Linked DNA regions of Mus musculus: all the other regions are linked to region 2. A link is a loop called in an ENCODE intact Hi-C map of the cell type or tissue named here. Cell type or tissue: heart. All regions are shown on one strand. Each heading gives the region's core, and the rest is flanking DNA. Links, peaks and the distances in the headings are about the cores only.

Region 1 (10,945 bases), core at 1,592-9,591, 320 kb after region 2:
TAAAACTACCTATAAGTTTAGGCACCTGCACTAGCTTGTGTGCTCGTGCACACACATAAACATACAAAAAAAATTAAAAGAAAAATGCTAAAAGAATTCCTTTAGGCTGACATGGAAAAACACTAGAAAACAACTCAAATGACACTACTAAAGAAATCATATTTTTTTCTGTTTTTGCGGACAGGGTTTCTATGTAGCCTTGCCTGTCCTACAACTCAATATGTAGACCAGGTTAGCCTTGAACTCACCTGCCTCTGCCTCCCAAGTGTTCAGAATTAAAGGCATGCACCACCACACCCAGTGAAATTACCCAGCGAATAGGATTGACTTATCTGATTTTAGAGATAAGACAACAATACAACAATAAGGCAGTAACAAACCAAGCAATTGCCAAGGAAAAGAGAAGTGGTGACCGGTACACCGAGAAGCACCAGAAAGTGGCAATGTGGTACAGAGCAGTGAGTGTATGTGAGATTTCAACACACATTTTATGTCGCTTTGACTTTTTTAAACCATGAGAAAACAGTCTATATTCAAAAACTATTTTTTGTAAATAAGTCTTTAAAGCCATAGACTACAGTTTAGAATTTTAAAAATAAATTTTAACATAGGTAAATATCTGAGACCTTAGCTTAGGGAAGTTACAGGAAATATGAACAACCACAAAGCAGACAGAAAAGTGTGTGTGTGTGTGTGTGTGTGTGGTGTGGGGTTGGGGGAATGACTTAGGATACAATGTAGTTTTATGAGAGGCTCTGCTCTCAATCAGTAGTAGATGAAAAGGAAACATGAAGTTGAAAACACCCTCGAGGGAATTCTGAATGTATCAGAAAATAACTTCTCCACCTTTAGCCCATTTCTCAAAAAGGAGAGCTTTGAGGTCAAGTTCTTCATTTATGCCTGGGGCATCACCTCACCTGGACAACTGCTTTTAGGATATCCTTGCTCCACTGACCATGGCTCTTCTCCTTGTTCCAAAAGGGAGATGACTTCAGGCTTAGCAATCTGATTCCCTACATATGGAGGGAAGACATGTGACTTTGGTGAGAAAGTTATGGAGTTGCCAAGGAAATCTTCCCTTGCCTAGTCTTCCTCATGCAGAATATACACAGCCTTCTCCTTTCATACTTTCATAAACATTAGGAATTTCATCCCTGAATTTCAAAGTTCAAGATAATCTTAGCCCCTCAGAGATACAACATACTTCTTTCACAGGATAGCTGAAGACACTGTGGAGGAAATGGCTTTGTCAGTTTTCACCTTACCCACAGAAAGTAGGTGTCCATAGGTCTCCAGCATCACATCACGGTACAGAGTCCGCTGAACAAGGTCTAGCTGTCCCCATTCTTCTTGGGTAAAGGCCACAGCCACATCTTTGAAAGTCACTGGTTCCTGAAAGAGCATATATGATCCTTCTCAGCCAGAGGCCAGCCTTTCCGAATTTTCTAGGGATAGAATGAGGCTGATAGCCTTTGAGGAGAGGAGACAGGATGTAAAGGACACACTAGAAGGGTTCAAAAATCTGGCCAGGTGTGGTGATTTACTTTAATAAAGCACTTGGGAGGCAGAGGTAGGTGGATCTCTGTGAGTTTGAGACCAGTCTGGACTACATAGTGAGTTCCAGGACAGCCTGGTCTATATAAAGAGAGACCTGTCTCATTTTTTTTTTTAAATAAAAGATTCTAGCTGTTATGTGTCAAGTTTAACTGAGTAGCACAGCAAAAAGCGTATTCATCAAGACATCTCAAAATCTAGAGGGGAATATGCACACACAACATTAATTAAACATCATGAGTCAAAAAGAGAAACCTGGAGGCAGTTAAGAGACACATAGAGGATCTTCAATGTATTTCCCAGTTTATTTATTAGAAACTAGTTCTGATAATAATGGCCACTATGAACAGAAATTCCACCCACCTTGACAATGCCCTGTCCTCTCATTACATGAATAGCATCTGAGACCAAAGTAGAAAGAGGGTACCTATGGCCCAGAGAGCTTGTGGTAGAAAAACCTTTGCTCCTGTATGTGGACCTGGGACCTGGAAGGTGATCTGGAATCTGCCATCCTGATCACAGGAGAAAGTTTCCTCACTGGTCACTTCCATCAAAGGACTAGAACTAAGTATGAGCAAGATGGCCCAGAGCAACCTGGGCTGAGGGTATTTGTTATAGCAGTGGTCAAAAACAGTTGAGTTAGAAAAAAATTGAAACTGGCTAGCATAGTAGCATCCACCTGCAAAACCAGTTACTCATCAGGGACTGAAGCAAGAAGGTATGAGCTGAGTTACCAGGTTCAATATAAGCCTTCGCAATGATGGTGCCAAAAATAAAAATAGAAACCAGGCATGAGACAGGTCTATAACTCAGGGACTCAGAACATCAATGCAGAAGGATCTAAGTTTGAAGTCTGCCTACACAACCCTGTAAGAACTTGTTTCTAAGCAAAGAAAAACATAAAATCAAAAGGGGAAAAGGAAAATGGAACCTAGAAAACTAGAGAAGATGAACCCCAATCTGATGTGTCTGACTTCTGCAATGATTCTATCTTTATACTTCTAAGAAGTCAATGTGAGACTTGGTGTCTGGCCATGTTCAGAGTGGAACATGAGGTGTTACTGTTACAGGAACAGTGTATGGGTGGTAGGCCACAAACCGTGCATCTATTTGCACCTTAGACCCAAGGACCTTTCTATTTTCAAGGTCCAAATAACTGACTAGAATATGACTCTCTGGTTACATCATTCACTGATATATAATCAACCCTTAGACAAACCTGCTGGGCTCATATGTGTATCACGAATGCACCAGATGCACTCTTGGGGTCCTCTGACTCCCCTCCACAGCTTCTGGCTTTTTTCTCACCTCCCATACCACTTTTCCCACAGCCCTCCTTTGTGTCTGTTTATCACATCTTATCAACAACCTGTCAACTAGCCCTCACTACCTAGTATTCAATATACATTTTTTTTTTTTTTACTCTGCCCAACAGAACTGGATTTACTCTACCTTCCGAAGATGATCTACTTTACACAAACCCCTGATTCTTTTGCAAAGACTGCCTTATAACCCCAAACTGAACCCTTGCAGACACCCTGACACATTCAGTCTCCCTGGAGCCCATCACTGCTGCTGACCTATCCTGAAGCATCTGGGGAGAATGCACATGCACTGATGAATCTTATTTTCAGCAAGGTCTCACCCTGCTGCTTTGAGACTATTAAGCTGGGATGTGGATATCCGCCTTCGCCTTTTCCACACAAAGCACCTAAAAGTGTTGAACATACTATACTCTCTTCATAAAATACTCTCCAACATTGGTGACAAAGTCAATTCCCTACTTTTCTTGTTGAAGTTTGACCCAGACCTGCTTCCTTCAAATTTCCTGTTGTTTCTACAACTTGACAGAGAATTGTAAAAATGTAAGCACAATGAATTTTCTTAGGCAAGCTGAGAGGCCATGCTTACCACCCTGGAGTTTCTAGTCCTTGTTTCTTTCTCTTTATCTCATCCTCCATAACTCTCGAATTTCTAGCAACCACCTTTTCCACATGCTTCCTATGTCCTGTGCACACACACACACACACACACACACACACACAAATGACCATATATATGAAGATATCAGTTATTCTCTTGCAAGTTAAGATGATTATTGATGTTATTAAGTGTATCTTTGTTTATGGTTGGTGGCTTTTGCATCTTTTATGATACCCTGTGTTATTGGTGTTCAAGAGAGTCTCTCTGTGTATCCTTGGTTGTCTTGGAACTCACTCTATAGACCAGGCTGGCTTCAAACTCAAGAGATCTGCCTGCCTCTGCCTCTCAAGCGGTGGGATTAAAGGTGTATACCATCACCACCCAGTTCTATATTATTTCTTAAAGTAGTTCTATCCTTTATATTCTTTTTGGACTCTTCTGCTGAATATTGGTTTTCTTAGATAACTAACACTGTCTGATTATCCCCCTTGTGTGTCATAGTCTTGGCAGAGATAGGAGCCCAGGAATCTATTTCCAGTACAGAATTCTTTCCATCCACTCCCTCACTGAACTAATTTTTGTCCTGTAGCATCCTGTTCTGATTTGCATTGAAACCTCTCCAGACAGAGAGTTGGCTGAATCTACTATCTGGGAGTTAAGGAGCACAAGGTAAAGAGAAAGAAACAGATGGTAAAAAATACATAAAAATACATACTAGCAATCAAATACATTCAAACTAAAGTAATGTATTTACAAGCACCTTTCTGACCTCACAACTAAAAACAACACCACCACCTGATGTTAAGTGTGAGCAAAGATGTAAGAAAATGGGTATTTTCTCTCAGAACGGAGGTGGCTGCAGTTATAGGAGACCAGCATGGAGATACTAGCAGCAGCAGCAACAACAACAACAACAACAACACTCCCTAAATCCCAAGACCCAGTAAAATTCTGCTTCTAGGGTCATACATAAGCAAGCAGTTAAACATATACAACGTGAGATAACAGAACACTGGCACAGCTTTGGCTGAAATGGCAGTGAGAACAGCAGTAGAAGATTTAGAAGCCCATCCATAAAAGGATGGGTAGAATGGAATTTGGTGAAGGGTAGTTCCTGGGAGTAAGAAAGAACAAACCTGACCTGTTTATTTCTACCAATGAGAAAATACCTCAAACTTTATCAAAGTAGGCTTTTAAAAAACTACACACAGAGCTGAAGAGATGGCTCCAGGGTAAAGAGCATTGATTGCTGTTGCACAGTACTGGTTTTAATTCCCAACACCCACATGGCAGGCAGCTCACAACCAGCAGTAACTCCAGTCTTAGGTAATCCACTGCCCTCTTCTGGATTCCACAGGCATTGTATGCACTCGGGGCATAGACAAACATGCAGGTACAACACCCATTACACATAAACAAAACCAAAAACCTTCAAAGCTAGTTGTAGATTTGTGAAAGAGATTGTATTGCCTAAAGTTCTACATATAAAAATGGACTCTGTATACAAGGAATCCATTCATGTTCACTTTCTCCAACAGATTGAAGACTAAGTAAAGACTGAAAAATAAAGCAAATATGGTAAAACAATTAACTACAGGATTTGTCAGGGAAGGTCTCCCTCCCTCTGTGGTTTGTTTCTTGAGACAGGGTCTCTATATGCATCCCTGCCTAGCCTAGAGCTTGATATACAAATCAGGCTGGCCTGGAACATAGATGTCTGAATGTCTCTGCCTCTCTAGTCCTGTTATTTAAGGCATATGCCGTCACACCTGGCTACAGTAGCTGTTTATTCAGAGATAGGGTTTAATTACTCTTTATACTTTGTTGTAATTACAGAGCTTGCCAAAAAATATCCAGAATTTTAAAAAGAAATATCAAACTAGGCCTGTAAAGACAGTTAGTCCTCCAGGTGAATATACCATGTTGGGGCCACAAAATCAAAGGAGGCCTCATCTCAGGGATAAAGGCCCATTAAATACCTTTAGTCTGCAAATAAAAATGAAAAACCCAGCAGCTGAAAGTGATAGTGGATGGCAGTAGGCAGCAGTTTCTGCGGAGGACATCCTCATCACCAAGAGCAGGGAAGAAATAAAGGGTTCCGAGTTACCTGAGGTACTGGGGTGAGACTGCAGAGCACAGGTAATGCTCACAAGCCGGGCCTGTATCTTCCAGTCATATGGTGGAATGACTTGCGGAAATGTTTCAAATTCTTGCAAATGTCCTTGTATATATATTACTTTGTATGTATGTTGTGCCTTTCTTTACCTAGGCATTCCTGGGATGTTTGCAAACTAGCCACACTTAAACCATGGGGCCTAAGGCTGATGAACTACATCTTAGCTGTCTGCTTCATAAAGCTGCTAACTGTCTCAACTCCCCAAGTTTCCTCCTTCATGGAACCTATGGCATTCATAAGTTTTTTCATTATTAATTCTATATATATGTTTTGGGTGCTATATTTTTAATTTATATTAGTGCCTGTGTGGGTATATGCCATGGGACACTTGTGAAGTCAGCTCTCTTCATCCACCAAGGACTGTTAGTTGGCAAGCATACTGCCTGCTGGCCCATCTTACTAGTCAGTCTTTTCTGTTTGTTGTTGTTGCTAGGGGCTAATATTTATTTTTTTATTTATGCATGTGTGTCTGTGTAAATGTATGGCACTGTGTGAAGGTGCCAGTCAAATCCAGAGCAGGGTATCAGATCCTCTGGAGCTAGAGTCACATGTAGTTGTGAACCACCTATCATGGATGCTGGGAACCAAACTCAGGTCCTCTGAACAATAAGTGCTCTCAAGCACAGAGCCATCTCTCCAGTCCCCAGCTTGCTTATTTATATTTATTTATTTACTTCAAGGACAGGACCTCAAACTCATGGTTCTCCTGCCTTAGCCTCCAAAGTGCTAAGACTATAAGCATGTCCTATCATACCTGGCTAGTATTAGCATTTCAACACAAGATCTTCGTAGAAAACAGTCTTTGCACATAATGGATAACGAGTGCACTCATGTTAGCCAAGCCTCTCAACTGTCATGTAGAAAGCCTTGGTGGATCATTATAGAGAGCATTTGCGGATTTGGTAAGCTCCCTGGTTATTTTTTTAAGCAAACTGGGATATTATCACTAAAACTGTTTTCACTATTCTATGAAAGAACAGGATCTAGGGTTCTACTAGATAAAATTTTACTGACACATTTCCAAGATACAGCTGAGATGGCAGCTTTTGATGTTTCCACCAGGTGAATGCTTTATTTCAGTAATTAACTTGGAGAGAGCCATACAGGAACAACAGGCTCATTGTGTACCTCACAATCCTGCTTAATTGGGAAGTTCTAGCTGGCTGTGGTGACGAATGCCTTGGACCCAGGACCGGGGAGGCAGAGGGAAGTAGAGTAGATCTCTTCTGAGTTCCATGCCAACGCAATAGCAAGTTCCAGGCTAAGGAGGATCTTAAGAAACCAATACAAGAACAGTTCAAAATTAAAGTCCAAGTTTCCAACAGGGAAAATTCCAAAGTAGTGATCTGGGAAGAGAGCCAGGACTGCGTTCTCAGAAATCACAACTCTTCAGACATTACAAAGTGTTGTTATTTAACTGTTTTATTTTTCTCAGCAATAACTAGTCATTTTCAGAATCGCTCACATAGGTTAACCATAGAGTACAGCATAGCGGTTAGTCAGGCTTCTTCACAGCATTGGATCCTAGCTAACTTGTACTCTCCCGAGACTGACTCGTGACCCGCTAGTCTTCCTAGCCTACCTTTACTGCTGATGGTTTTGTCACAGGATGTGGAAATGATGTTCATATTGTGACAGCAGTGAGCCTTGGCCACTCAAGTTCTGAAGCCAGATAACCATCACCCTGTATCCCTCCATCCAGGCCCTTCTGCTTCCCAGGGACAGTGGGACTGCCATGTGATGACAGCACACTTTCAATGCAGTTCACCTGTCAGCTTTGAAACTGTAGGAGGAGGTTTTATTATTATTTTTTTAATGTGAGGGAAGGCATAAAGTTAAATAGAGATGCTACTTTAAAACATTTATCTTGGTATTTCACATTATCTTACTTTATCGTTTCATTATTTTAAGTTACAAGTAAAAGACCTAAATATTCAAACTACTTTTTCCTTTTCATAGTAGAGAGTAAGCAGAATAAATTAAAATTTTATTCATTTTTTAAAAAAAAATTTCCATTTGGAAACATTAAGATTTACAAAACTGGAAAGAGAGAATGGGGGGCGGGGGGTGTGGCTAACTGAGCCTGAGTCATGAAAAGAAACTCTGTATCAGTCGTTTTCAACCTTCTTAATGCTGTGCTTCAGTTCCTCATGTTGTGGTGAACCCCAACCATAAAATTATTTTTGTTGCTACTTCATAATTGTAATTTGGCTACTGTTATAAATTGTAATGTAAATATCTGATATGCAACTTCTGTGAAAGGGCCATTTGACCTCCAAAGAGGTCTTGACCCACACACTGAGAAACACTGCTCTAGGGCATTTTAAAATATAAACTGACACATGGAGGCTTAGCATTTAAACACACTTGCTATTCTATCATGTGCACCGATGTTCTGATCCTAGGACTCATGTTAGGCAGCTCACAAACACATTTAACTCTATCTATAAAGGACCCAATACCTTCTCATCTCTTTGGGTACCTGGGTATACACACACACTCAGAAAATTCTACGTGGCTAGAGAGATTGTTCAGCAGTTAAGAGCACTGGTTGCTCTACAAGTGCACAGACATACATGCAGGCAAAATACCCATACAGATAAATAAAAATCTTTTATTTAAAAATTAAGAAATAATAGGTTGGAAAGATGTGTCAGTGAGTAAAGTCACTTGCTTCTAAGCCTGGCATTTAAATTCTGAATTCAATGTCTGGAACGCACATGAAGGAGAAAGCCAACTCTTCAAGCTGTCCTCAGACCACTCTACCCCCGTCCCATCTCCACATGTGCACCCCCACACATATAAAAACAAATATATTTTCAAAATGATTTTAAATTAATAACCCTTAAAACGTGCCAAGTTGAAGAAGCCAGATTCAAAATGTCATATGTTATGATTCCATTTAAATTAAATGCCTAGACCAGGCAAATCCACAGAGTTGGAAATTGACGAGTGGTTTCCAGGGACTGGAAATAGGAAGAAAGGGAGTGACTACTAAGAGATATAAAGAATAAAGAGTTCTTTTTGGGGAGACAGAAATATTCTAGAATGAGAAGCTGGAAGCACCATTTTGTGACTATATTAAAAACCAATGAACTGTACGACTTAAAAGGGTCAACTTTCTAGTCTGTAGATATTATCTCAATAAAGCTATTATATTTTTAAAAGAGAAAAAAAAATGGCTGGATCTGATGAAGAACCTAGATGTGAGGGAGAACAGTGACAGTATTCCCATACCAACACTCCTGTCCTGTGCTCTCTGAGGAGTTACCCAGGGTGCTCTTACACTCCCAGAGCCCTGCTGGACTCCCCGTGGATCTTGCTGATCTTACTCTATCTACTTCCAGCTTCCAGACCCTGATCAGACTGAAGCCTTTGACACCAGCCTGCCTCTCACAGCCTCTCCCCTGCACACACCTTTCCAGACAAATTCTGGATCATGGTGCCTCGTGAAGCCAACAATTCTGAGGTTTGTAGGTTGGCAACAGGAGTGCAGGCCCACCTGGGTTCTTCCTAGACTCTCCTAACTAAAATCAGCCTGAATGCAGATACCAGTCACAGAGTTCACCCCAGATCTTTAACATACCCGTGGAGCTTCAGGCAGGCCAGACAGCTGCTTACCAGGATGTGCCCACCTGATGCATTGCTTTTACCTCTTTGCTTATTAGTCAAGGTAACGTCCCCCTTCACAATTCTGTAACCCCACTGACCTCTATGCAGACTATGTCTCATCTCTCAAGGCATCGGTGGACTGAGCTGTAGCAGAGTTTAGGGCTTCCCTCCACATCTCAGGCTTCTTGTGTCAGAGCATGACTAGACCCAGGCTAACTGTAAAGTCTCATTAACCAAGTGTGCCACCTTAGAAAGTGGACTGTTAGGTCCTCTAGGTAAAGGCTTACACCTGTTCTTGTTCCCAGAGCAAGCATAGAGTATATTAGTATCCAGCCTGAATCTGATTCTGAACACGTAAGTAAGGAGTTTGGGGGAAGGAGTAAGGGTTGACAGCTAAAAATGGCTTTCATTCATCTCTCTCAGAAGAGCTGATGACAGAGATGTGTCTCAGCTCTGTGGAGAGGCAGGGTGACAGCAAAGCTCTGTATCATAGAAAACTGACTGGATTCCCATACCTGCATTCAGGAATCGCTAATTGGCTGACTCCTTGACCTATGCTGACTCCTTGACCTCTTGCTGCTGTAAATTAAGGAACAGTATCAACTAGGGTGGTCAGGGAAAACCCGGGAACACAGTGACCTTTCAAGGAAAAGCAGAAGTTCCATCTCACCTCGACTTGGGCTACTGGGAGCCCACCTGTCTTTCTTCCGTCCTCCTCAGCGCTTCCCTCCATGTGCCATGCTGGATCCTGAGGACACAGAGCTGTGAATAGAAAAAGAAGTCATGGAGGCACCACTTCCTAGCAGAAGTTCATCATGTACCCTATGGAAATGAGAAGTACGAGGCCCTGCTGCTGCTCCTACCATCACCAGTAAGGAAGAAAGCTACTTCTTTACCCCACAGATGAAGGAGATGGGTCTTGGAGAAGGTGACATGTGAATCCTCACAGCCTTTCTGGTCTGAGCCCTAAGTCTCTAGACACTAATTCTTGTGTTATCTGTCCTAGAGATGTCATCACCACACCACCCCTACACATACTGTTCTGACCCCTCTTTATTCCAGCTCTGTATTGAGAGCGGGACTACAAGCTCCCGTTCTAAAGAACCACTGGGTCACCAGCTCTGACCTCAGCTATGGCAGATCACTGAAGGAAGACGTTAGTACATGGCACCCGACACAGCTGAGGGTACAGGTTCTTGACTCACCCCAGGAGACAGAAGGCTCAGGAGCTGCCATCCCCCAAGACTGGTCCATGAGGGTACCTACAGAGAAGGATCAGATTATGACTGTGGTACAAAACAGTGACTAAATGTAACACAAGAAAAAAGGAGCATGACAAAGTCCTACACAGAACCCAAGGGCATCTAAAAAACAATCCAACATAAGCTGGATCTGCATAGGAGACACCTGTAGACTGTAGACTATGATCTAACAACAAGGCAATGAAAAACAGAACCCTCTGAATGGCTGAATACGTTTCTGATAAGATGTATCACCACCTAATTCTTAATTTTAAGTAGGATACTGCCTTGATGTCTATGGTGATGAAAACAAAGATAAAACTATCACATATCATTATTAACATTGTTTTAAAAATACAGATTAATATTAATAAGTGAAATACAGTATTAACGGTGAAAAACACAAGAGAACTAAAAACATTTTGACTGTATATATTGT
Region 2 (10,589 bases), core at 1-8,000:
TCCTGTCTTCTACCTTTTGGTTCCTGTGAAGAGAGAATCATAAGCCTGTTTTGAGATGATTAAGACTGTTGAGTAGATTCATAAGGAAGTTAGACATCTCAGTCTTCTGTATGCATGCCCTTGACAGCAAGATGGTTATCATATGATGGGGATAGAGAGAGAGTGGTAGACAGCACTTGTTATTCTTCCAGAGGACCTGGGTTTGGTTCCTAGCACCCGTATGATGGGAAGGGACTGGTGCCTAGTGAGTAGAGGCCAAAGATATTGTCAGATATCCTACAAAAATAGTCCTTGGAACAGTTATTATCTCAGAATATTATTGAGTACTGTGATTGGTATACACACACACACACACACACACACACACACACACACACCACACAATCATTTGTAGCTTACAGATTGTCTCTATAATGAACAATATTGAACTGTATTTCAGTTGTCACCTGCCTTCACTGTTGTTGATTATTTCGGATACTAATTTGTGTAGAGTTCAGGTCCTCATGTTATGTGTATGAATAAGGCATTAGCAAATACCTAGTGGACTGTCTATATCACTCAAGGGTGCAGCACTTTGGTGTCTGTTATTCTCAAGTAAAACATGCATGTACCATTAGTGTTAGTAGTGTCCCTGCTTCTTGATACTGCATTTCAGATTCTGGAACAAGAAACCTGAGGGAAGCACCGCAAGGAAGAGGTGTCAACTCTGAAATTGTAGTAAGTTCACATGGGATTTGTGTGAGGGTGAACTGTTTCCCCTTGCTCTTTTCTAAACCTAGTTTTCTCAGATGAGCAGGGAAAACTGGTGTAGCGAAAATGACGGCTGTATAGAAGGTGGACACTTTTGACTAAAGGGGGAAAGGTGAGATTTGAGTTGGGAGAGTTCCAGATGACTTCCAGTGCAACCTGGGCAATTTTCAGTCGTAGGCCTGACTGGGGAACAGACAGAAGAGTATAATGGAATATCAGGACAAGTATCCTGTAATCACACAGCCCTTAAATAGGTAGAGAAAACTTGGGCTGGAATCAGATGGAGAAAGTGAATATAGAGTATTTCAAAGACTGAACATTATTTTACTTTTCCTGACTTTGAACAGTGCTTAACTTACTGTTCCTGGCTTTAAGGCTGGAGAATCCACATATGAGTGGCTTCTGAAAGCCAGAGAGGCAAGAAAGTGCATCCTTCCCCCCGAGTCTCCCCAGAAGGAACTATTCCTGTCCTTACAGTCTGTTGAATACCTGATGTGCGGTTTTAAGCCACGTTTTTTTTGTTTGTTTGTTTGTTTTTGTTTTTGGGTTTTTTTTTTTTTTTTTTGTGGTAATTTGTTATATTATCTGTAGGTGATAAACTTCACTTGATAGTTCTTTTTAGACTCCTGACAGAAGTGTGTTCTTTTACCAAGCAAGTTAAGTAAACCAACCCTTTCCACTCCATAGCAACAATTTTTTTTTAAAGGAAAAGAAGACTTATTTTGCCTCTGTTGGCCTCTGTGAGTTCACCACTTTAACAGCCTTGAATTTTATTACTCGTTTAGAGATTTAAATACTATGAATGTTCATGGGCATGGTGGCATACACCTTTAATGCCAGAACTCAGGAGGCAGAAGCAGGTGGATCTCTGAGTTTGAGGCCAGCCTGGTTTACAAAGTGAATTCCAGGACCGCTAGGGGCTACATAGTGAGACCCTGACCCAAACAATAAGAAATAATAATAAAATAAGTTCTGTAAGTAGCCATTTGTGGAAAGAAATCTCAGAAAAGATAGAGTAACTTTCTTGTAACTTTAATCCCATCCCCGTCTGCTTGGTTGGCCAAGAAGGAGGCATATTTCAGCCTCATCAAGCATGTCTGGAGCCCAAGAATGTGTCAGTGCCAGAGCAGATTTTACCTCCAACATGGAGATGGGGAACATTTAAAATTATGCTCAGTGTCTTAACTAGTTAACATTAACCTATATCCTTTTGATTTTCAAGTTATCAGTGCTCAAGTATGCCTGCCTGCAGACTGCTCATCAACTTCATGTCTTTCTTATTTCAGCAACTGTATGGAGTACGTGCAGTAAGAGTTGGTACTGTAGCAGAAGGCAGAACAAGGTGTTTGCAGTTCAGCAGGGGAGAAGAATAATTGCACAGCATGTATCAGATGGTGGTTGATGCCTGAGAGAAAAGTAAAGCTGAGAAAGGGGATGGGGTGTCTATGTTGGATAAATATGATTACAGTTTTAAAAAGCTTGATCATTCATTTCCTTTCCCAATGAAAGGCAATTACATGTGTGATATGTAAGGGGTATGATGTCATGCAACAAGAGGTTAGGATTTAGGGATGAGAAACCTTCCACCATGTGAGTTACAGGGAGGAACAAGTCAGAGATGGAACGTCTTCATGAGTCACACACAGTTAAAGAAATGGCTTCATTGCAGAGACAGGTATGGAGAACAAAGCTTTGTGCAAGGGTAAACCCATTTACAGGAAAACATCTAATCTATGATTCTGAAGATAATGGTTTCAGAATATGAACAATGAAGTCCTAGCCAAAAAAAAAAAAAAAAAAAAAAAAAAAAACCAAGTAAATAAGTTTATACTTGTATCTATGCTTTAATAACCATAGGTATTCAGCATTAATGGTCATTTCTGATAAAATAGACTAGTGTTCAAGTTTTTAAAATTAAAGGGACTATTCAGTGGTTCATGATATTCTCACAAGTTGAGTCACTTCCATTCTGTAATTTCAGGACATCTTTCTTTCTCTCTCTTTCTTTCTTTCTTTCTTTCTTTCTTTCTTTCTTTCTTTCTTTCTTCCTTCCTTTCTTTCTTTCTTTCTTTTAGATTTATTTATTATTAAACACAAGTACACTGTAGCTATCTTCAGACACACCAGAAGAGGGCATCAGATTTCATTATGGGTGGTTGTGAGGAAATTTTTCATTATCCATAGAAAAGCCCTTTGTACATATTAGCATCCTCCCATTCCTCTGACTCTGTCAATCACCAGTCTCTTTTCACTGTGCATTTGCCAATTCTTTACATTGCAGATCAATGGAAAAATAAGACATGTGGCCCTTTGTAACTTCATTTCATTTAGCATAATGTTCTAAAGGTTCATGTTGTATGTTCAAGGTCCTTTTTGTGGCTGAAAAATATTTTGCCATATGATTAAAACCTTATCTTGCTTATTGGTTGATGGACATTTCAGCTTCCTTTTTTTTGGCTACTAAGAATAGTGCTGTCCTAAAAACATACAAACTCATGTGCCAATAAATTTTCAGTACTCTTGGGTAGATGCTTAGGAGTGGAATTGCTGGATCTTTGTTTGCTTTTTTGAGGAAATGATGTTCACTTTACGTTTGACTGATGTATGACTACTTTGACTTCTTCATGTCCTTACCAATATTAATTTATTTTTTTTGCCCTAGTGGTGTGAAGTGTTTTCTTGTGGTTTGGGGAAAATAATTTATATAGTTAAAATCTATACCTTATCCCACAGATCAGCATTTTTTTTTTCTGCAAGGGAAAAGTTGTATTTTAAACTGTGTTCAATATCATTTCCGCTGCAACTACTCAGCCACCGATGACTGTAATGTGGAAGGAGCTATAGATGATTTGTAGGCAAATGTGTGTGGATGTGTCCAATAAAGTTTTACATATGGACTCTGATTTTTTAAAAATTGTATTTCACAGTGAAAATTACAGAAGATTCAGTTTCATTTTTTAAAGTAAGCCAGACTGGTGGTGCTTACTTGTAAATCTCAGCGCTTAGAGGCAGTAACAGGATGATTGCCACAAGTTCCAATCAGCATGGACTACATAAACTCAGTTGCAAAAACCACAAAAACAAAAAACAAAACAAAACAAAACAAAAAAACCCCAAACAACCAAAAGACAAAACTATAATAAAATACTCTTTGTCCAAAACCACAAGATTCGGAGTAGCATTTATCCAGGGGCTATAGTTTGATAGACAAACTATTTAAATGGAAAGGCGGCTTGAAGCTTCTAGTTGAGAATATCAAACTTTTTTTTTTTTTGTCATCTTGGATAGGCAAACATTTTAAAGTGAAATGGGTATCAGAGAAAGGTTATAGTAAATTTAAGAATTCATATGCATCAGAAAGTCCATATAAGTGAAATGACAATAAAAAAAAGAGACCATTGTAGCTCATAGTTAAATATGTTAAGGATCCAGCATCTCAAAGATTAAAAAAATAAAAAAAACCTCATTGAAAATGTGCGAAAACGCTTTGGTTCTGTGCCGTTTTGAAAGAGGAAATTCAAATAGCCAATAAATTCATGGCAGTGTCCAAATTCATTACATGTTATAGAAATCCCAGGATACTGTAGCTGGATGAATAGTACAGGTGTTGACAGGTAACTAGTTGATAAGCAACTGCATTTTGTAGTCACCTGTCCTGTCTTCAAACCGAACTCTCCAAACTTAAGAGTCAAAAGATGAAAAAACTGTCTCGGAGAGGAAGCTGGGTTGCTTTACAGAGCGTCTTTTCTGTGTTCTTCCTTACCCCCTAGTAAAATCTCTTCTGAATGGGCTGATTTCTGTCTGCTCCTGCGTGCTACGTTTCAGTTTCCTTGCTGCTGTCACCTTAGAGATTTTTCCTGCTTTTAAATTCTTTAATTGCTGAGGAAAGGCAATCCCTAGGGATTACCTAGGGATAACAAATGGAAGGGCGCTGGACTCGCTGGGCGCCCTGGGTCACATCCCGCATAAGGAGGGTGGGGAGACAGGGGTAGGTAGGTACTATTGCAAAAGGATGACCTCTCGTAGGAGGTTCGCGCAGTCTGGGACAGGTGGCTCGAGGTTTTCCTTTCATTAAGCCTCAGCAGTTTGCCGGGACTAAAAGCTGCAGAGCTCGAGACAGCAACGGAAAAGGAAGCGTCCGCTCTTGCGGCCTTGGATCTGGTTATCCGGGATAGCCTCACTCAGCTTTTAGTGACGTCAGGCAGCTCAGGAACACCTCATCCGGGAGCCTGGGGCGAGCACGCGCAGACCTCTAGCGTCCCACGTGGGAGTTGAGCCCAAGGAGGTGAGTGGGCGACTCCCTGGTTCTTAGGTGGTGTCTTCGTCCTTTGTTGTCCGCCCCCCTCCCCCTTCCGCAGAGGCGAAGCAGAGCCCTAGACCTGCGTGTCTGGGCATCTTGGGATCTAGCGCTGAGCGTGGGCTGGCGGCCTTTTGTTGTGCGTAATGTCACGTGCGTCCTCGGCCCGCAGGACGCGGAGAATGGTTCCTTCTTACTCTGGGTCAGACTCCCTGAGGTTCGCACTCCTCCGCCTGTGTGCATCTTGCTGCTTTCCCTCCAAGTGCACTCGCAGACGCAGCTCCTCCCCCTCCCTTCCTCCTCTGGGTCTCAGGATTAGGGACTGGAATCCCTACTGTGTTCTGTGTCCACTCCCAAGCTTTCTTCTCTGTGCCTTTCTGCCCACCAGACCTTTTTCTGCTTTCCCTCCATCCCTTTCCTCATATAGACAGCGTTCCCTCCCAGCACCTGTGTGTGTTTTGTTTCTCTTCCTAGAGGTCTTCCTTCTCTCCCTGCTGAGTGTTGCCTTTCCCTACCTGCCAATACAGGCATGGACTGGGTTGTCTTTACCCACAGGCCCCTGATATCCACTCCTTTCCGAGGTCAGACATCCCTGACTTAAGTGAGTTCTTAGTTCAGCATCTAGTGTATTCTCTGTAACTGACTTCTTTCTCTCAATTCCTCAGCATTCACCTCGATGTTTTGTTTTGCTTTTTCTTTTTCTATTAGTCACACACTTTCCCCATTGTGTTTTCAAAATACTTTCCTTTACCTCTAAGAAATTCCCAGAATCCAACCACCTCCTCGCTTGTGTTCTCACAAGACAGCAGGGGAACTTGTCAAAATCATGACCAATTTAAACCACGATAACTTCAGCTCCGCAATCGCTAGAGTCCTCACAAGCTTGGGTATGGGCCCAGGAACCTACATCAAAGCAGAAGTCAGAGCACAAGTCTGCCACCCTGGGCAGTGCGTTCTTTGAGTTTTGCTTGGCTTTATAAGTAGCGGCAAGAGAATGGAACAGGTATCTCTAACCCAGAAAACAAATACAGATCTGACCCTAAGTTTGTAGATCGAGTATTTGATGGTAAGAGTGGTATGTTTTGTTCTTCGACTTCTCTTCCATTACAGTGCAAAATCAGGTCCCATGCTTAAACATCGTTGCCTAGAAGAGAGCCAGGCACACAGTTAAGAGTTCAGTAAACTTTTGCTGAGTGAATGACAAAAGGCTGTCTCTGTGACTGCAAGATCACAGAGTGGGTGTGCAGTGCATCCAGCATTTTGTCCCAGCGTCTCCAGGCCACTGTAGAGCTTTCTCTTTTAGAATACATGTTGCCTCAAGCAGTGTGGTGTGTGAATATGTGGAGTTGATATGCTTGCTGTAGTTTGAACTTTGCCGCTTGATTTTCTCACCAATTGACTCCGGTTTTCAGCACTGTTTTTCCTGAGGAGAGGAGTCACTGTTAAGTTATCTCTTTGCCCCAGGTGAAATGAGCCAATTCAAGCCATATTATATTATATTATATTATATTAAAGATAGGTTTATTATGAGGCTGCTCTTGGGCAAGTTCACTGGCCCCAAGGATTGAAGCCAGAAGAGTCGCCATGGGGACTGGGGGTCGGGGAGGAGAATGAGAGAAAGGGCAAGCACAGAGAGATAAGGGAAGGAAGAGAAGAGGAGGAGAGGAAAAGGAGGAGGAGGAGGAGGAGGAGGAGAAGAAGAGGAGGGCAAAATGAAAAAATGTCTGGATTATATAGGGAGGAGCCTCTAGTGGAAGGGCAGCCCAACCCCTGGGCTATAAAGCTCAACGTTGGTGGCAGGGTCTACCAGGTAGAGACTAAGGGATGCTGGGAGAACTTGGAGGCCAGGTTTGCTTTGATATGTAAAATATGCATTTTAGACCCTTGTCCAGGGTCTGAAACCAGTCACCTTATAGAGATGTTGAGTTAAATTGTTTGTATTCCTTACCCTGTTGTGAACATACAAGTTTTCAGGTTTTGTTTTGCTCTGAAATGGGCTTGTGTAGCACAGGTTAGCCTACAACTTTCTGTGTAGCTTAGGCTGGCCTTGAGCTCATAGTCCTCCTGCCTCAGCGTTCTGAGTACCAGGACTATAATTTGTACCATCACGACACACAGACTTTTTAGTGGTTTTTTTTTTTTTTTCCCTTGTTTGTAGCAGTACGATAGGAGACACTTGACCATTGTCCTTATGAAACACATTTTTATTGCCTGATGATTTTTCAACTTGTTTGATCCCTTGTCCATCATCTAAATTTACTACTCGTAATATGTAATAGTTATGCATTATGGTGTTATGTGTATGCTTAAGTCTGTATTTGTGTGTACGACATATTTTATTTGTGGGTTTATATGGAATTTTGTGTGTACATGTGTGTATCACATACATCTGTATGTTCATATGTGTATGTATGTATATATGAGTGTGAAATCTTTATGCATCTGTATATCATGTTATATATATTTATGTATTTGAAGCAAACACAGTTACATAGTGAACTGTTTAGATGCATAATTAGAGTTAATGTGTGATGAAATTGTATTTACTAGAGATGAGCTCCTTTGATGGTTCTTTCAAATTTCATTTTGTGTCACAGTAAAATAAAGGCTGTTGTTAACCCAGCACATAACCTTTCACTTAATTTTTTAAAAATTTCATCATAATACCTTGGAATCATTTGAATCAATTTCTAAAGAGAATTCACAGTTTTTTTATGCTAAGCAAAATATGTTAATGATGTAGGAACTACTTATACTATAATGTTAAGCATGGTAGACATCCAAGTTGAATAAGCAGTTTGACTCCAAACTATGTTAAATGACCCTCTAGGTAGGCTAGGATCAGAATTTCATGTACTTGTGACTTGTTACTGACATTATGGATGATTTTTGTGCTTTTTAACACTTTGTATATTTTTTCAGATTTCCTGCAATGAGTACATATTACATTATTTTATAGTGAGGTGGTGTATTTATTTATATTTATTTATTTGCAGTATTGGGGATTGAACACTGGGCCTCACATTTGTTAAGCAAGTGCTTTTACCATTAATATACCATGAGATCCAAACAGGAGCAATATACCTGGCAAATTAATGGGACCCCAAAAAGGGATGATATACCTTGCAGGCTAAGAGCTCAGAACTAATAACAATTAACACAGTTAAAAAAAATTTTCTTGCAAGTTAAGATTTCTAATTGTAATTAAGAAGTTTCTGTTGGTCCCGTGTTATGTCCTTGCAAAATAAGGTTTCTATTTATAATTAAGACATTTCTGTAAATCTATGTTAAGTCCTAGTTAAGGGGTAAGTCTCCGTTTGTTCTGTGTTACATCCTTGCTAAATAAGGTTTCTTGTTGTAATTCTGAGTAAGACTCTGTTTCTTAGGTCTGATGTAAATTGCTTGTAACCCCGTTCACTTGATCTGTATCCTTGCCTTTGCCCCTTCCATTTTCCTTGTATCCTTCTAACAATGTGTAACAGCTAACCCTCTCATTGCTTAAAACACCTTATCTCTCCTATAAGAGGGACTTCAAGAGGCCAGCAGGGGCTGCCTCTCTGACCGGTCTGCAGTGCTGTCCAGTCCGGGATTAACAGCTAAATATAGCTTGCTTTAATTGGTGAGCTGTACACTTGATCTTTTCTCCTCAGGAATCTCAATTTTAACAATACCCCTTAAAGCCTGTAATCAGTTTTAATAGTAAAATATTGGGAAAATGCCCTTTTTAAAAATTTACTTGGAACTTTTAGAAGCATATTTGGCACATGTAGTAAAGAGGTCAAATAGCCTTGACCGTGAATCACTTGTCAGCTGCTGGTAGCAGCTGGAAGCCCAACATATTCCATATTTGGCCAGCATAGCCTGTGGTTTGAACACTCTGCTATATCCTAGTCTCACTTCTTAGAGGCTGAAATTCTTGGCTTTCCTGTTCTCTGCTGCTTCAAAACATGTCTGTAAGATTTTTTTAAGTTAGTAGTTTTCTCAGGTTAAGTAAATTGATGGATTTCTTAAGGCTCTAGCTAGTGAACTCATTTGTAACCATCTACTAGACGCCTTCTGGGAAGTATGTTACTAAATTTGTTCTTGCCAAGTCCTTAATGAATGCTGACCATAGTAGAGTACTTCTCCCAGAAGCATTTACATCTTTCCCATCTACTTTGTGTTTAGACACGTTTCTGAAATATTATAATAAGATTGTAAAAGAGTAGTGAAACTCATTGTCCTTTGTGTAAATTTAGCAGTTAATACATGTAACAGTTATATATTATGTGCTGATATTATGCTATGTACATGTTCATATACCTATATTTGTGAGTTTGACATGTATATGTAATGGGTTTATATGTATTTTTATGTGTATTATATACATATTTATAAGATCATATATGTTCACATATTTACATATGAATATGGCTGCATTTATATATATGTTTACTCACATATATATTTAATTTGTCTATACCATTTGGAAATACATTTTTTTTAAATAAAAAAAATTGTATTTACTTAGAAGCATTCAGAATGTCAACAAAACAGCTGCAATTTTTTTTTTGCAATTACAGAGTGGTATTCAGTTAACAGAACAATTATCTTCGTATAAGCTGCATCAGAGACAACTGAAGATGAAAAAAATAAAACCCAAAAAGAAAACCAAAAGAAAAAAAAAAAACCAAAAAACCAAACTACTGTCCTCATATATAACTAATTTGTGCTGTGCACCAACAAGAACCTGCTTTAAATTTCCATGCCAATTTACAACCCCCAGACTGTACCAGGCAAGGTTAGTGGCTATTGAAAATACCACCAGGACAGGGCTATCTAAAGACACATTCGGTAGTGTGTTAACTATACAAAAAAAGACACTGTACAGTTTAAAAACAAATCTTACACAGCCTTACATTTCAATTTTTTGATAATCAGTTGATACAAAATTTGTTGGGGTAGGTTTCTCCAACATCACCACTATCATAGCTGCACCCTAGTTCTACCTGTACTGCAGTGCACTAAAGATCTCCCATGACCAACCACAGCTGCTACAGACTCTCAGGCAAGTACAGAGACTAATAGTTCCTGGAGACCATCTGTTGTCTGCCTCAGTTATCTCCGTTCCAAACATGTAGCACAAGAATATCCTTGACCCCAGACTCTCAAGGTCACCTCCTCTGGGAAGCACATCCCTCCGCACCTGCCCACAAACACATGACATCTTTTTCCATCACACCTATGTCTCCTGACCTTGGAGTCAAACTCATTTTGACTTTGCACTTGTTACTGAAGCATCTATTGTCCCCTGAGATCAAGGGTGCCCAAATAATATGTTCGGACTATGCAGCTCTTGAGGTCTAAAAGTTTCCACTGTCACCAGTTGATTCTTGTGTTGAAGGTTTGCTCCCCAGCTGGTGGCGCTAGCTAGCTTGAGTTGGTAGAAAGTTTGGGAGCTGGGATGGGAGGGTTGGTTGGGAATGGACCACTGAGATGTGCTTTTGAAGGCTGCCTTGTCCTGAGCCATTTTATCTCTATTCCTCCCTCCTTCTCCTTCTCC
Region 3 (10,945 bases), core at 873-8,872, 250 kb before region 2:
GTTCCTCTTTCTCCACATCCACGCCAGCATCTGCTGTCACCTGAATTTTTCATCTTAGCCATTCTGACTGGTGTGAGATGGAATCTCAGGGTTGTTTTGATTTGCATTTCCCTGATGATTAAGGATGTTGAACATTTTCTCAGGTGCTTCTCAGCCTTTCGGTATTCCTCGGGTGAGAATTCTTTGTTCAGCTCTGAGCCCCATCTTTTAAGGGGGTTATTTGATTTTCTGGAGTCCACCCTCTTGAGTTCTTTATATATATTGGATATTAGTCCCCTATCTGATTTAAGATAGGTAAAGATCCTTTCCCAATCTGTTGGTGGTCTTTTTGTCTTATTGACGGTGTCTTTTGCCTTGCAGAAGCTTTGCAGTTTCATGAGGTCCCATTTGTCAATCCTCGATCTTACAGCACAAGCCATTGCTGTTCTATTCAGAAATTTTTCCCCTGTGCCCATATCTTCGAGGCTTTTCCCCACTTTCTCCTCTATAAGTTTCAGTGTCTCTGGTTTTATGTGAAGTTCCTTGATCCACTTAGATTTGACCTTAGTACAAGGAGAGAGGAATGGGTCGATTCGCATTTTTCTACATGATAACAACCAGTTGTGCCAGCACCATTTGTTGAAAATGCTGTCTTTCTTCCACTGCATGGTTTTAGCTCCCTTGTCGAAGATCAAGTGACCATAGGTGTGTGGGTTCATTTCTGGGTCTTCAATTCTATTCCATTGGTCTACTTGTCTGTCAGTATACCAGTACCATGCAGTTTTTATCACAATTGCTCTGTAGTACAGCTTTAGGTCAGGCATGGTGATTTCACCAGAGGTTCTTTTATCCTTGAGAAGAGTTTTTGCTATCCTAGGTTTTTTGTTATTCCAGATGAATTTGCAGATTGCTCTTTCTAATTCGTTGAAGAATTGAGTTGGAATTTTTATGGGAATTGCATTGAATCTGTAGATTGCTTTTGGCAAGATAGCCATTTTTACTATATTGATCCTGCCAATCCATGAGCATGGGAGATCTTTCCATCTTCTGAGATCTTCTTTAATTTCTTTCTTCAGGGACTTGAAGTTTTTATCATACAGATCTTTCACTTCCTTAGAGTCACGCCAAGATATTTTATATTATTTGTGACTATTGAGAAGGGTGTTGTTTCCCTAATTTCTTTCTCAGCCTGTTTATTCTTTGTGTAGAGAAAGGCCATTGACTTGTTTGAGTTAATTTTATATCCAGCTACTTCACCGAAGCTGTTTATCAGGTTTAGGAGTTCTCTGATGGAATTTTTAGGGTCACTTATATATACTATCATATCTTCTGCATAAAGTGATATTTTGACTTCCTCCTTTCCAATTTGTATCCCCTTGATCTCCTTTTGTTGTCGAATTGCTTGGCTAATATTTCAAGTACTATTTTGAAGAGGTAGGGAGAAAGTGGGCAGCCTTGTCTAGTCCCTGATTTTAGTGGGATTGCTTCCAGCTTCTCACCATTTACTTTGATGTTGGCTACTGGTTTGCTGTAGATTGCTTTTATCATGTTTAGGTATGGGCCCTGAATTCCTGATCTTTCCAAAACTTTTATCATGAATGGGTGTTGGATCTTGTCAAATGCTTTTTCTGCATCTAACGAGATGATCATGTGGTTTTTGTCTTTGAGTTTGTTTATATAATGGATTACATTGATGGATTTTCGTATATTAAACCATCCCTGCATCCCTGGAATAAAACGTACTTGGTCAGGATGGATGATTCCTGTAAGATGGCTTTCAAACACACTGGAAGAAACTATTACACAACACCAGGTTCACACACACACACACACACACACACACACACACACACACACACATCTGAGTTTGAGGACCTAACTTCCTCAGTAATGATCAGTACTGTGGAAGTGTAATCCAAAATAACCCTTTCCTCCCCGACTTGCTTTTAATCACTGTGTTCCATCACAGTAATAACCATGTTAACTATAGCATACCAGATTCTGGTTATAGTGTATTCATTGGCTACTTTGCCTAGCTAAGAACTGGAAACAAACAAACAAAGCACAACAGAAATATTGTTAAAACATATCAGCCGGGTGTGGTGGCGCACGCCTTTAATCCCGGCACTCGGGAGGAGAGGCAGGCGGATTTCTGAGTTCGAGGCCAGCCAGAAACCCTGTCTCAAAAAAACCAAAAACCAAAAAAAAAAAAATAGCTTAGTCAGGAAAACCACTACATCCAGGACTGCACCCTGATAACCAGAACTCAGTAACATCAAAAAAAGAAAGAAAGAAAAAGAAACTGAACCTGACTTTTTCAGCTATGTCACACAGGTGAACAGCCTTCAGAGTGTGAACTTTGTATGATGACCCTCAGCATAATAACGTGTAACTTTTGTTATATTAACAATGTGCATCTATCCTCTTGCTCGTGACACAAGGGATTCATTCCATGCCTTCTTTTTTGGTTGGTTGGTTGGTTTTCGAGACAGGGTTTCTCTGTGTAGCCCTGGTTGTCCTGGAACTCACTGTGTAGACTAGGCTGGCCTCGAACTCAGAAATCCACCTGCCTCTGCCTCCCAAGTGCTGGGATTAAAGGCGTGCGCCACCACTTCCGGGCTGATTCCATGCCTTCTTAAAAGGACTGGTATCAGTGCAGGACCCCAAGACCAAATTCTTAGCACAAAGGAGATTTATTTGTCCTACAGAGACAAAAGGCAGGAAATAAAAAGACAAAGACTGGAGAGAGAAGACAAAGGAGAAGACAAAGGAAACAAGAGAGAGGGAGGAGGGGTACTTGTCTTGAAGAGAGGCGAAGGACTGCCTCCCGATAGAGAGGAGACGCGTCCCTCTGGCAAATGGCAGCTCATAACGATAAAGATATTAGGATGAGGTGCTTAATTCTTTTTAAAGATTTATTTTATGTATATGAGTAACCTGTAACTGTCTTCAGACACACCAGAAGAGATCACCGGGTCCCATTATAGATGGTTGTGAGCCACCATGTGGTGGTTGGGAATTGAACTCAGAACCTCTGGAAGAGCGATCAGTGCTCTTAACCTCTGAGCCAGCCCCCAAGATGCATAATTTTAGTTAGTCATGTTAATTAGGTAAGACAAAGGGGGCTTTTGATTGGTGGACTTCAATACTTTGATAGCTAGACTTTGATAAACAACCCCAGAAGGAGGAAGTGGCCAACTAAGGAAACAGACCTTGATGGCTAGCTTTAGGGATGTAATTTAAGAATTTTTTTCTAGACAGAAGGAGTTGGAGAGAAGGGCAATGCCCGCCAGTGCCACATTTGCCATGTTTGTGCTGGTTAGAGTCCCTTCACTTCTGACCAGTGTGGAAACCAACACATATGTGGTACTTATAAACTTAACAGGCAGGCTGGAGAGATGGCTCAAAGGTTAACAGCACAGACTGCTCTTTCCAGAGGTTCTGAGTTCAATTCGTCGAAACCACATTGTGGATTGTGGCTCACACCCATCTGTAATGGGACCTGATATCTGATGCCCTCTTCTGGTTTGTGTGAAGACAGCTACTGTATACTAATATACATAAATAAATAAATCTTTAAAAAATAATAAACAGGGCTGACGAGATAGCTCAGTAGGGAAGAGCACCGGACTGCTCTTCCGAAGGACCTAAGTTCAAATCCCAGCAACCACATGGTGGTTCACAACCACCCGTAATGAGATCTGACTCCCTGTTCTGGTGTGTCTGAGGACAGCTACAGTGTACTTATTTATAATAATAAATTAATCTTTGGGTCAGAGTGAGTAGGGTTGACCAGAGCAAGCAGAGGTCCTAAATTCAATTTTCAACAGCCACATGAGGGCTCACAAGCATCTGTACAGCTACAGTGTACTCATATACATAAAATAAATAAATCTTTTTTAAAAGGGGGGGGGGGGCCTGGAGAGATGGCTCAGTGGTTAAGAGCACTGACTGCTCTTCCGAAGGTCCTGAGTTCAAATTCCAACAACCACATAGTGGCTCACAACCATCCATAATGAGATCTGACGCCCTCTTCTGGTGCATCCGAAGACAGCTACAGTGTACTTAGATATAATAATAAATCTAAAAAAAAAAAAAAAAAAAAAAAAAGACAGACAGACACACACACAAATGCCTTGGCCAGGAATGGTGGCAAATGATTTAATCCAAGCGTTGGAAAAGCAGAGGCAGGTGGATCACTGTAAGTTTGAGACTGGTCCACACAGAGAGTTTGAGGACAAGCAGACCTACATATTAATATTCTGTTTCAGGGAGGCAGGGGCAAGCTTACCAGAAAAGGAGTAGGTTGAAAGTTGTGGATACCTCAGTGGTTGTAAAACACATTAACCCCATTAAAGGCAGGTAAGGAGATAACAGATTACATCTGTGAAAGTTTTTCTAGCTGTCAAACTACAGTTACCTTAGCTGTCAATGTAATCAGAAGTCTGGGGAATAAACAATACTGGGTATGGTTGTGCATGACCAATCCTAGCACTGGGGAGGCAAAGGCAGGCAGATCTCTGTGAATTTGAAGCCAGCCTGGCTGGTCTACAAAGTGAATTCCAGGACAGTCAGGGCATAGTGAGACTGTGTGAGTGTGTGTGTGTGTGTGTGTGTGTGTGTGTGTGTGTGTGTGAGAGAGAGAGAGAGAGACAGACAGACAGACAGACAGACAGACAGACAGAGACAGAGCACAGACAGAGTCAGAGAGAGACAGAGAGACAGAAAGACAGAGAGACAGAGAAAGAGAGATGCAATTTTCACTGGAACAGTACTAGCTAAAAGGAGAGAGGGGAAAGAGAGGATCTACCAGAGAGATTGAGTCAGTTTGCATGTCCACAGAGGGTGTCCTTATGCTGATCCAAAGAAAAGAGGGACACTGCAGGATGGATTTAGGCTTCTCAAGCAGCAGGGGGGGATCAGCCGCTCAGGACCGGATGGTCCCTAAAAGCTTTTTATTGTTTCACTAAAGGCACTTTTAGCAAGTCAATTTCCACATATCAAAACCACTTTCTCTGAAGCTGCTGTTGTCAGAAAAGACCATCACCTAAGCAATTTTCAGCCATAAGAGACTTCCTGGTTTGCCAGGCACGTCTCCAGACTAAGTTATGCAAAGGCTCTGAGTACCCTTCAAACGAACAACCCTATAAAATCTCAGATAACAATCACTGACAAAAAACTACTTTGAAGCTTAGATGCCACCACTCCAGAATTCAGGTCAGATACAACAGTCCTGCTAAACTTCTGCTACTGGAGGGCACTGACCAAGCACACGCATGAACACTGACCAGGCCACAGTGCTGGTTTGTACTTTTCTTCCTCTTAGTCTTTGGGAGACACCTCCTCCTCTCCCACCCACAAGAGGGCAGTGTGTGATGCCCTAAGGGTGAAGACCCTCAAGATGTTGGAGATGGTGGGAATGCAGCACATGGTGTGGCTGCTGAGAAAAGACACAGATAATAAGTGGAGCCAGCACGAGAAAGAGACCACCTGAGCTACAAACAGCAGGCCCTCGGGGCTGCCCAGGAGCCACTGAAGCGCAATCAAACCACTGCAGCTTGCTGGACCTGATGCTACAAGATTTATTGTTTTTATAATGGGGCTCCAGCTTCAGGCTGGTTCACTGCTCAGTGCTTTCTCTTATTTCTCCCTTTTCCGGTGTTAACAGTCACCACCCAACAACTGGGAGGTAAAGGCAAAAGGGTCTGGTGTTCAAGCTCAATAGCTATACAGTGAGCTAGAGGCCTACCTAGGCTACTCCAGACATTACCAAAAACAAAAGACTGGGCACAGTGGCCATAGCACAGGTCCTTGGAAGGAAGAGCAGGGTGATCTTTAAGTATGAGGGTACTCTGTTTACATAGAGTTCCAGGATATCATAGTGAAATCTTGTCTAAAATAAATTATTTTTAGATTAGAACCACAACTCTCAAGGATGTGTCAAAAACTTATGTGTTGCAGGATATCACACTGTAAACCCCAAGGTTGTGTTATTTATTGGGGTTAAAAAAAAAACTGTTTTTAGTTGTGGTGTGGTTCCGCCATAGCACACACCTTTAATCCAAGAGCTTTCTGCTTGAGTATTGTAAACAGGATTAAATAAAGTCAACCATAGGTCAAGAAGCAGAACAAGAAGCCAGTTGACAGAGACTGAACATAGACATATTAAGAAACACACACATACACACGCACATGCACACGCACATGCACACGCACGTGCGAGAGAGAGAGAGAGAGAGAGAGAGAGAGAGAGAGAGAGAGAGAGAGAAAGGGAACCCAGAGGACAGATAGACATTCAGAAAGTAGAAGTGGGGGAGGACATTCAATGTGAAGGTTTCTTGGGACAGAGAGAGAGATTTGCGGTGGAACTTCAGCTGAGAAAGAAGGTCACCTGGGTGCTTTTTCTACCTCTCTGAGCTAGGTTTTCACCCCAGCATCTGGCTTCCACTACCTCAAGGAAAACAGAAAGGTAGCAAAAGGTAGTTTCAGGAAGATGCAACAAATGAATCTAAATGAATCTGAAATAAAACAAAAGGTTAGGTGTAGGGATAAAGAGATATTTAGCTACCTTCCAGGTGATGGCTGGGCAGAACTCATTTGCAACCTGTCAGCTTCTTTTTTTGTTTGTTTGTTTGTTTTGTTTTGTTTTGTTTTCCAAGACAGGATTTCTCTGTATAGCCCTGGCTGTCCTGGAACTCACTCTGTAGACCAGGCTGGCCTCGAACTCAGAAATCCGCCTTCCTCTGCCTCTCAAGTGCTGGGATTAAAGGTGTGCGCCACCACGCCCGGCTACCTGTCAGCTTCTTGTAAGTCAATTTCTACCAGAATAGTGTTACGACTTCAATCACAGATTTAAAAAATGGGGGAGGAGAGGTAATGTTTAAGTAGTCAGGTGTCGCAATATTGTTTGGTAAATGATGCTAGGAAACTAGAGGACTGGTCCCCGTCCTCTTTCTGGTGTGTTGTCATTTTTTGTGTGAGTTTTCTCTGAAAATGTTTCCCCCACACGCACATCTAATTTTTTGTTGCCATCCCTCAGTCTTTGAAACCTATCAGTCCGTTTTACCGTATCTCTATTAACATCTTTACTATATCTCTAATTTCTCCCCACTTACCTTTGTACTCTGGGTTGGCCCCTAGAGTTTCGATGTCTCACTTTCCTAATCCCAATCCCTTTCTGCTTCTCTCTTCTTCCTAAATTTTCTGACATGACTCAGGTTCTAACTCTGATTCTAATGACTAACCCTCCCCCCTTTTCATTCATACCTATGTGTGTTCACTTATATTCAGTCTCTCCTAGCATCCAGTCTCCCCCTCACAATTTTCCCACCCCTCTCATCCTCTCCCCCGACTCTGTATGGGGCTATCTCTGCCTTCCTGTATAGACATCTCGTTGGGTATTTGTGTCCCTGTCCCTTCCCCTTGGCTTCGCCACAGATCCTGACCTTTCTTAAACCAAGTAGTGCGGTCGTTACCTAGGATACCACCAGGTTTGGTCCCTTAGTTACCATGGAGTCCCGCTCACTCCTACCCACCGCGCAGAAATACAAAAGAGATCCGGTGGTGCTGCGTTTGCGCACCCACACAGCACCCTCCAAACTACGACTCCCAGAAAGCATTTTGCTAAGCCTTTCTTTCAGTGGTTCCGCAGGTAGCCCAGCGGACGCTCTTTTTCGAACCCGTCGTTGCCATGGAGACGGGGAGACGGCGTCCTAGTGAGAGCGGTGATTGGTGCAGAACCCTGCAAATCCCTGGAAGGCCGGTAGAGAACTGACATTTAAAAAAAAAAAAAAAAAAAAAAAGTGGTGGGGGCATGCGCAGTCTGGAAGGTGGTGCTTGAATCCGTTGCCCCCCGAGAGGATTGTGCACGTCGTCGGGGCCCTGACGCCTGAATTCGTGGCCGGGAGTGTGGGAAGAGACGTCCAGGAGTGCGAGCTGATTATTGCAACCAGCGCAATCCCCTAGGGACGGGAAGAAGGGTAGAAACGGAGGCTGGGGTGGGGGAAGGGCAGAAGGGCTTGGAGCTGCGCGCAAAGCAGTCTGGGATATGTAGTTTGATATGGAGCAAGCGAACGAGAGTGCGCATGTTCACGAGGGCACAGCCTCCCTCGGAGCATTGAAGGAAGGCTGGGAGTCCCTTCACCTCAAGGCCTAGGGAGGAGTCTGGGTAGAGTGGACTCTGGGATTCCAGCTGTCTAGCTAGACCCGGAGCGCCGGTAGGGGGTCCAGGAACTCCCAGCAAACCGGCCCTGTGCTGACGCGCTACCGCGCTGATCGCCACAGGTGCCACGGCGACCGGACACATTGGCACCCTAAAGCGAGGATGCTCACTTAGACTTCTGGGAAATGTATTTCCGGAACCTCTTCTTGCTTTATGGCTGTTCCAAGTTTCTCTCAGGGTTTCGAGTTGACTTAGCACCCTAAAGAGCAGAGGTGTAACCCACAGAAATCAAGCTGCCTCTAAGCTGATGCCACTGCAATAGTAAATTTAGATTTTCACAAAGTCCCAGTTGCAGAAAGTATCATGGGAGAAGTCAGTCCTTTTTACAAGTGAGGAAACTATAGCTGACATAGGCACAGCAAAAGTAGTACCCTTGCAGACTGTTGGTCTAATGAGTTGAGAGCCTTTAAGGGTACCCAGAAGTCCCAGTCACCTCCCAACCAACTAAACTAGAGAGCTGAAGACTTGTATCGCTGTTGGATGTGATGAGTTGGCTTCTGGTATTGGAGATATATGGAAACCTGTTGGCCTGAGAGAAGCTGAGATGGGGGATTGGGTGGAGTAGGGCTGTCCCCTTGATACCACATTGGGAAAGGAATGTTGGGGCCTGAGAGAGAGGCCAAGTCCAAGACTGGGTAGAAAACATTAAGGGACTTGTTTGTTCCACCGCAAAAGGCTGTCCACAGGGACTCTTATTGGGAGTCCAGGAGGAGGCAGCAGTGGTACTGATGTCTGGGTGCAAGTAGAGATGCAGCTATAGAAAAGAATAGGATGTAGGGAAGAGAAATGTTTCTAAGCTTAAGCAACAGCCTGTATTTAGAACAGAGTAAGCTACCAGACACTATATAGGCCCGGCGGAAATGAGGTCTACAAAGCACATGGCTCATATAGAGTTCCCACGGATCTCTGGGGTGTGGCTGGCCTGTCAGTGCCTGTTCCCTCGGGTGTCCTCTTCATGGCGAAGGTCTCGGATGAAAGGACACAGCATGGCACTCAGTCAGCATTCGCTGCCCCTGGCTGTCCTTATTACACATGCCTTGTACTATTCCTTCCCTAGGGACAGACACTGGCCTCAAAGACCGGATCTGGTACTCCTGATGAGACCCACTGTGCTGGGCTCCTCGGGCTGTGCACCCCCAGAAAATGAGCCTGCTCTGGTGAAGCTGGAGGACTCTGACAGCGACGATGAGAGAGAAGATATATTGTGGGACCCAGGCCTTGAGGCTGCACGTCTACGCTTCCGGTGCTTCCGGTATGAGGATGCAATAGGTCCTCAGGAAGCCCTGGCCCAGCTCCGAGAACTGTGTCACCAGTGGCTACGCCCAGAAGTACATTCCAAGGAACAGGTGCTAGAGCTCTTGGTGCTGGAGCAGTTCCTGGGTGCACTGCCCCCTGAGATCCAGGCCCAAGTGCAAGGGCAGTGGCCAGGCAGCCCTGAAGAGGCTGCTGCCTTGGTTGACAGACTTCGATGGGAGCTTGATGGACCTCGGAAATGGGTGAGTCAGAAACGGAAAAGACGGTCAGGGCTGGAGCATTGTCATGTTTTGCCTCACTCTAGAAGTGCCATGCCCAGCCAGACATGCTCCTTGGTCATATAGATGTGTCCACCTATAACGGATCCTTTGTGAGGCTTCTCAGGATAAGAGCTAATTCCTGTATTATCTGTCATCCCCACAGCTAGATGAGACACAAAGGGTACCATGCAATCCCCTCTACGCGCAAATAGTCCTTTTGCTTTCTGCTCAAGGTCAAAAGAGGGGAAGGGGAAGTTCAGGACTTTGGATGACCTAGTCAGTTTATATTGGAGTTGGTGCCCGTAGACCATGGGTTGTGCCCAGCCCCTCTCTCTCCCTGGTCTGTGCATCTCTGTAGGTCACAGTCCAGGTGCAGGGCAAGGAGGTCCTATCAGAGAAGATGGAACCCTCCAGCTTCCAGCCAAGACCTCACATCAAGCTTCAGACTCCAGACCCTGGGGCTGAGACTCCCCAAGGAGCCATGCAGGAATTGCCACTGAACCTACCAATGAAAGAGGAGACAGAGTTGTTGGGGAATCCAGGTGAGAGCAGGCAAAGTGGGCAGGCCCTAAAACCTAGATGGGCAAAGCTACTCCACTTACTGAGCCAGGCCCTACGAGATAAAATAGTTCCAGTGTGCCTTTCTCTCCCTTCCAGTCCAGCCAGCACAGACACTGTCCCTGACCACCATAGCCCCATTTCCAAGCATCATAGGATAGGCTGACTCACAGAGATACAGATGCACAAACCAGTGCTTCCAGAAAACCCTATTTGACACCATTCCCACTGGGCCTTCAGCTGCCCTACCTTGTCTTTCCCAGCTTCGAGATTGTGCCCATATCTCCCTTATGTCTGAAACCTAGCACCTCTAAGAAAGGTGGAAACTTTCTTGAGCTGCCTGACCCCACTCTTTCTCCCTAGAGCTCCTGGAATCTGGGCCTCTTCCTGCTGCTCAAGAGGCTGCAGCCACTCTCCTACCTAAGGAGACCCAGGTGAGACCTATACAGAATATACAAGTGACCCTCTTGCCCTATGAGTTTATAATGGCTGGGTGTCATATAGGTCCTCTGAAGCCAGCCAGGCACAGTCCAACATTGACCACTGTGGTTTCAGGGCCATGGGACAACACTGGACCAGACCTCTCCTCATAGCGACACTGAGCCTGATGTGCCCCCATGGAGTGAGGACCCTATGCCCCTGTGGCATGAGGAAGTAGGGGGCATCTTTTCAC

The links. Peaks named below come from ENCODE experiments on the same cell type or tissue, not always from the same donor. Only the 100,000 strongest peaks of a DNase experiment are listed, where the experiment ranks them.
Region 1: it touches region 2 in a loop (2.7-fold over the local background); 5 of 42 quality-filtered maps call a loop at or near these places.
Region 3: it touches region 2 in a loop (2.4-fold over the local background); 3 of 42 quality-filtered maps call a loop at or near these places.

The regions. Positions count from the first base shown.
Region 1 is chr7:12,480,017-12,490,961 of GRCm38, reverse strand. Zfp606 (zinc finger protein 606) reads right to left here. Exons shown (of 7, transcript NM_026112.4): 3 at 10,471-10,527; 4 at 9,936-10,027; 5 at 1,266-1,392; 6 at 918-1,013. Among named protein-coding and RNA genes, the nearest start is that of Zfp606, 7.2 kb to the right of the region's middle. In heart, for the core only: no CTCF peak of the experiment used is centred there; no DNase peak of the experiment used is centred there.
Region 2 is chr7:12,798,040-12,808,628 of GRCm38, reverse strand. It overlaps Zfp329 (zinc finger protein 329), which reads left to right. Exons shown (of 2, transcript NM_026046.3): 2 at 1-4,851. It also overlaps a transcript of Zscan18 not described here. Among named protein-coding and RNA genes, the nearest start is that of Zfp329, 16 kb to the left of the region's middle. In heart, for the core only: no CTCF peak of the experiment used is centred there; a DNase peak (open chromatin) is centred at 4,988; H3K4me3 peaks cover 1,587 bases; H3K27ac peaks cover 1,357 bases.
Region 3 is chr7:13,051,494-13,062,438 of GRCm38, reverse strand. Mzf1 (myeloid zinc finger 1) reads left to right here and starts at 7,675. Exons shown (of 6, transcript NM_145819.2): 1 at 7,675-7,958; 2 at 9,258-9,696; 3 at 10,073-10,256; 4 at 10,636-10,706; 5 at 10,828-10,945. The coding sequence starts at 9,298. In heart, for the core only: a CTCF peak has its summit at 5,342 (motif pointing right); DNase peaks (open chromatin) are centred at 7,658 and 7,998; H3K4me3 peaks cover 1,855 bases; H3K27ac peaks cover 1,419 bases.